Regions from separate parts of the Homo sapiens genome. Here region 1 is linked to region 2. A link is an interaction called in ENCODE POLR2A ChIA-PET data of the cell type or tissue named here. Cell type or tissue: MCF 10A. All regions are shown on one strand. Each heading gives the region's core, and the rest is flanking DNA. Links, peaks and the distances in the headings are about the cores only. Region 1 has its middle 230 kb from the start of MIR4465. Region 2 overlaps LOC102723724 (a long non-coding RNA gene).

Region 1 (2,934 bases), core at 293-2,792, 61 kb after region 2:
TTAACTTTGAAACAAAGACAATAACAACCCTTTCCCAAAATGAACCCCCTTCCTGCCTGGGGACTAGACTGCCTTTTTCAGGAGTAACAAATTAGCCACAAGATGAGAAATTATGGTTTAGAAGTCATGCAACTGGAGGCTACAAGATTCTGAACGTCCCCAAATTGTTCCTGGGGATAAACTCATTATTGTAAAACTTGAGATCAGAGCTTGAGATGTTTTGTAGACACTGTACTTGATGAATCAGCTGGCACCACCCAGATGGATAAACTGGGTCAGCTGGTGTTGTACCCCCTTCTCCACCCCGGGAACTGACTCAGTGCAAGACATCTTTGACATCCTGGAAGTTCATCTTGGACCCAACCTATCAGCACTCACCACTTTCCAACCCCCTCCCCACCAAATTATCCTTAAAAATCTGCATCCCTGAGTTTTCGGGGCAACTGATTTGAGTAATAATAAAATTCTAGTCTCCTGTACAGCCAGCTCTGCATGAATTAAACTCTTTCTCTATTGCAATCCCCCTGTCTTGATAAATCTGCTCTGTCTAGGGAGCCGGCAAGAAAAACCAGTTGGGAGTTTACAGAGGGAGGATATGGTAATCCACACATTTCAAGGGAAAAGGAGTAGGTAGGGGAATAGTCAGTTATGTATTCATCTCACGCATTTTAGATAAGATTAGGTGAACATAGAGTAGCTACCTTTGGAGATGTTTAACATTTTATTTGTACCTATCTGCCTAGGAACAAAAGAAAAGGCAGTTTCTTGCATGACTCAGCTTCCAGCTTAATTATTTTCTTTTGGCATAAGGAATCGGGGCCCTGAGTTTTTATTTTTCACTCCCATTTCCTTTAAATGTCATAAAAGAATACAGTAAGGAATCAATAGTTCTAATCTCTACTTTGTTAATGTTTATCAGTTCACCTTTTTTGTAATGGAAAAATATGTTGTATCATTTATGTGGGTTATAGAAGAAGCTGGACTTTAAACACATAGAGTAATTATAGCTTGTATATATTACTTCATAGACAATAAAGTATATCTGGGTTATGAAGAAACTTAAAGTTTTGAGGTGAAAGAGATAAGTTCAATTCATGCTACCGTTAGGAGAAATTAAATGCCTGTGTCAATAAACAGCTTGGGAAAGGATTGGCAAGCCCTCTAAAGCAAAGACACAAATTCTTCATTGTGACGGACTACCGATTACCAGAGTGGATAGTGTGGTTTGTGCTAGAAAGCTATTGACTTATTTATTATATCCTTCCTGGAAGACAATACAAGGTGTCATGAGGAAAGTGTTTCCAATATTGAATACTTTTCTGTCCTAACAAGATGAGCCCAAGAAGGTGGAGATAATAGATGGCAGTTATGTACTGCAGGGAGAAACCTTTTTTAATGACTTAGCACAAAGTAGTCCCCAGTGAGTCTCTTAGATGAACACAGAATGAAGAAGCTATGTACCACATTTTTAGAAAATAAAAAAGTAACACCTCTCTCTGCTAAGCCAATAATTAGCATGTGAAGTCAATGTTTATATTGCTTTCAAACTTCCAGAAATGCTGTGGAAAGATTAAGCTCAGAATTAGATAACATTAGGTAGCAAATTGATAACAGATACTGTATGTTTTTAGAAGTGATGTTTACGTTGTGTGCAGAAATGTTTAAAAATGTTTTTACATTAAAATTTTTATTCTAGTAGCTAATTTAACATAGTCATACAAAAATAAGAATTATAAGAACCTTCCATGATTCTACCAACCAGATATAACCCTTATTATCACAGTAGCATGTATCCTTCCAGTCTTTTTTCTGAACATATGTCGCTGGAATCTCAAATTATTGGGATCCATAACATTTTATATTTTTCCCCAATAATGCAATAAGTAGATAATTTAAACAAACCCAACTCTCATCCCTACTTACATACAACTCACATACTTCTTTCTTGCTGAATAGCACTTCCATCATTAGCATTTTGGACTGATTTTATACTTTTCAGGTGCCTTTCGTTACTAGACTGTTATAACTGAGAAATTATTATTTGAATTCAATATTGATCCAAAGCTTTGGTATTTGTCTTTCAACAGAGGCAGATCAATGACTCCAGTCCCTTAGTGTAGAGAAAGGTCAGTCTGGTACTGAAAATCTTCTTCATTTTTCCTTTTCTATTTGTTCCTCAGGGTTTGTCACCATTGAGTGATAAAGGTGTCAGGTCCCAATTGTCAGTTCATTGTTGGCTATGTGGATTTAGAATACATGGTACTTAGCAATTTTTGAACTTAGCTGTGTGCTTCAGGCACAATTCTGAAACAATAGGAAAAGTTTTGCAAAGCTATACATACACAAACATAGCCTTAATTTTTTATAAAAATGGGACTTACTATACAAATTCTTTGTAACTATTTTTAACATGTATTATATCATAACATTGTTCTATATTGAGCATCATTAATAAAACTTTCATCTTTTCTACATTACAATGATAACACATACTTCTCTTAACAATTGAAATGACATACAAATATTCCTTGATTTACAATGAGGTTATATCTAGATAAACCGGTTGTATGTTGAAAATATTAAGTCAAAAATGCATTTAATGCACTTAACCTTTAAAACATCATAGGTGAGCCTAGCTTACCTTAAATGTGCCCAGAACACTTCCATTAGCCTACAGGTGGGCAAAGTCATCTAACACAAAATCCCTTTTATAATATCTCTTGTAATTTATTGAATACTGCACTGGAAGTGATAAACAGAATGGTCGTTTCAGTTGTTTACCCTTGTGATTGCGCAGCTGACTGGGAGCTGTAGCTCACTGCTGCTGCCCGGCATCCTGGGACTGTATCCTGCAGCTAGCCAGAGAAGAGAGCAACATTCAAAGTATGGTTTCTAGTAAATATGTATTGCTTTCACATCATCATAAAGTTAAAC
Region 2 (2,934 bases), core at 161-2,660:
ACTGATAACACGTATGGTAAAAAATGGTAGATAATTCATATGGGAAAAATTAAGTGGAAATGAGAATAAGGAATATGAGCATCAGAAGGCGGAGGCTATAATTGAATTTATTTTTCCCTTCATGTTCTTGTTTTAAAAATTATTTTAAATACAAAAAAGCTGAAAGTAGATTAGTACCCAGGTGCCTTCAACTTTTATTTAACAATTATTAAGATCTTGTTTACTTGCCTTATAATTGTCTATAAATAAACCTATGCATCATTTTTATGTAAATATAAAAATAAGTTGCAGATATCATGACACATAAAACACTCGGCATCCATTTCTAAAAAATGAGGGCAATCTTTTTCCAAAGGTACAGTGCCATCATCACACCTAAGAAAATGTCAATAATTCCGTAATGCCATCTTTTATTAACTGTCCTGGCCACTTCTAAAACTGAATGTTAGGAAAAAAAAAATATATTATTCCTGAAATCTTGGGTCAGAAGGAGATCTGAATTTGGAGGCAACCTTGCTTTAAAACAGTATGGAATTTCATTTTAAATTTATTTTTTTACATTTATAAAAAATTGTTTAATGTAATCTTAAAATAAATGTGTTCAATTGCAATGATAAAAATTTAGAAATGATTTTTCAAAGGTGTACAGACTGTTAAATCCCTATATTTTAAATCCCAAACATTACTATAAGGTTCTTCCATCCAAACCATTTTCTTCACACTTTTCTATCAGTAATGTAATATATTTCTTTGGTTCATTGATGAAAACCCACATAAATATGAGACCTCATTTCACATTATATAGATGAGGTTTTCACATATAGAGATAGTACAATTTCACTCCCTAATGTTCTTAAACCATTTCTTCAAGTTCTCTCCTAAAATGATTGTATATATATATAAAGTATATAAAGGCAAATAGTCAATAATTTATCATTTTAAAGCTAGATGACTATTTCAGAATGTTAGTTCATCTTTCTGATTTTAATCAGTTTATACTGAAAATGTGTGAAACTTTTCCAGAAAGTCAATTTTAGTCTGCAGTTGGTATTACTGTATACATTTCTTTTTACTGAAAATGACATATGCATTTTAAAAATCTGTTAAATGGTGGGGATGTACATTACTGGCAGAATCATTCACATAGTGGGGATGTTTTCTCCTCTCATAGAAAAAACCATGAAGTATCTAAAACATTTTGCCCTGTGCATACATCTACAGATCTCCTGTCTTCTCAACTACAGATTGGGTTGAGCAGAACACAGATAATACAGAAGTACATTTTTTTTCCAGATTAAACTAGGGTAAGTACAGAAAAGCATATGTCTGTATATAATATAGAACTTTATATTTATTTGAAACACGTATATGCCAAAATCATCCTGCAGATGTTCAAGAAACTTGTTTACTAATTTGGTCATTCACTTGTATTTTAAAAAAAGAATATAATCTTAAGTTTTTAGATTGCTTAACATTTAGAATTTCTTTTCATTTCTGACTGCTTTCTGAATGAGGAACTCTTAATTTGAAAGACTGTTGGCAGAACTGACTCAAGTACATCAGCTCATGCACAATATGTTGTTCCTTCTCTGGAACTGTACATATTGTTTTTCTTCCCCTTGTGGATGTTTATTTGAAGGATGAATAGGTCACTCTTAGCAGGAGAGCTAGTCATGTGACTGCCAGATACTGAAGACAGATGAGTCAGTTCCATGCAGACTACAAATTATGCATGCTGGATAAATCTATATTCATATTTGCATTTGACCTAAGCCTCAACTTTAAAAATAGATTTAACAGAAATTATACAGAAATTCAAAAATTGTTTTGCTAGGAAGCAAACAAGTTATGCAATACAATTTAAAAAAAGAATGTTCCCTCTGCAAGAAAGAGATCACATTAGTGATGAAATACTATATGTCAGTCTGAGCTTAAGCCCAAATTCAAGAACATACTGTACACAAAACTTCTGAAATCTATTTATCTGATGTGTGACTGATAGCTATTGATGCAGCTTGGAGACCTTAGGGCGATACTGACTCCCCATCATTTGTCATTATAAAGTATTCTTTGAATGGAAAGTTGTTTGCCTTTCATGGTCAGGGGAAAATAGTCCTGGTGGCTGGGTGCTAGTTAGAGGATAAGAACGTGGGCTAAGAAGGCAAGGAGCTGGTTTCAAATCCTAGTTTGGCTGCTTAGTTGATTACATATATCTACAAATTATAACTGCATTAGTTTACTCATCTGTAAAACGTGACATGACTAATAATGATACGTGCTCCACAGGACCAAGCTAAGGTGTGACTCATCTGACATAATCTTCTAAACAATTTAGCATACGGGTACGTACTTACCTAGGCCGTAATACCTGTATTTTCTTCTCTTTCGTTCTTTCTTTCTTTTCTTTGTTTTGAGACAGGCTCTCACTCTTATCATCTAGGAGTGGTGCGATCTCAGCTCACTGCAGCCTCGACATCAAGTCAAGTGATTCTCCCACCTCAGCCTCCTGAGTAGCCAGGACTACAGGCATGCACCAGCACGCTCAGCAAATTTTTGTATTTTTTGCAGAGACTGGGTTTCATTGTGGTGTCCAGGCTGGTCTCCAACTCCTCAGCTCAAGTGATCTGCCAGTCTTGGCCTCCCAAAGTGCTGGGATTACATATGCATGAGCCGCTGCACTTGCCGTCCCTCGCTCCCTCCCTCCCTCCCTCCCTTCTTTTCTTTCTTTATTTTTGAGAGTCTTGCTCTGTCACCCAGGCTAGAGTGCAGTGATGCAATCTCGGCTCACTGCAACCTCCACCTCCTGGGTTCAAGCAATTCTCCTGCCTCAGCCTCCCGAGTAGCTGGGATTACAGGCAAGTGCCACCATGCCAGACTAATTTTTGTATTTTTAGTAGAGAGGAGGTTTCACCATGTTGTCCAGGCTGGTCCTGA

What was found. Peaks named below come from ENCODE experiments on the same cell type or tissue, not always from the same donor. Only the 100,000 strongest peaks of a DNase experiment are listed, where the experiment ranks them.
Region 1: POLR2A ChIA-PET joins it to region 2 with 10 read pairs; 3 of 35 experiments call an interaction of 5 or more read pairs at or near these places.

What each region holds. Positions count from the first base shown.
Region 1 is chr6:140,917,188-140,920,121 of GRCh38, forward strand. No RefSeq gene overlaps it. Among named protein-coding and RNA genes, the nearest start is that of MIR4465, 230 kb to the left of the region's middle. In MCF 10A, for the core only: no CTCF peak of the experiment used is centred there; no DNase peak of the experiment used is centred there.
Region 2 is chr6:140,856,319-140,859,252 of GRCh38, forward strand. All of the region lies in intron 1 of LOC102723724 (a long non-coding RNA gene), which reads right to left. Among named protein-coding and RNA genes, the nearest start is that of MIR4465, 170 kb to the left of the region's middle. In MCF 10A, for the core only: no CTCF peak of the experiment used is centred there; DNase peaks (open chromatin) are centred at 1,653 and 2,293.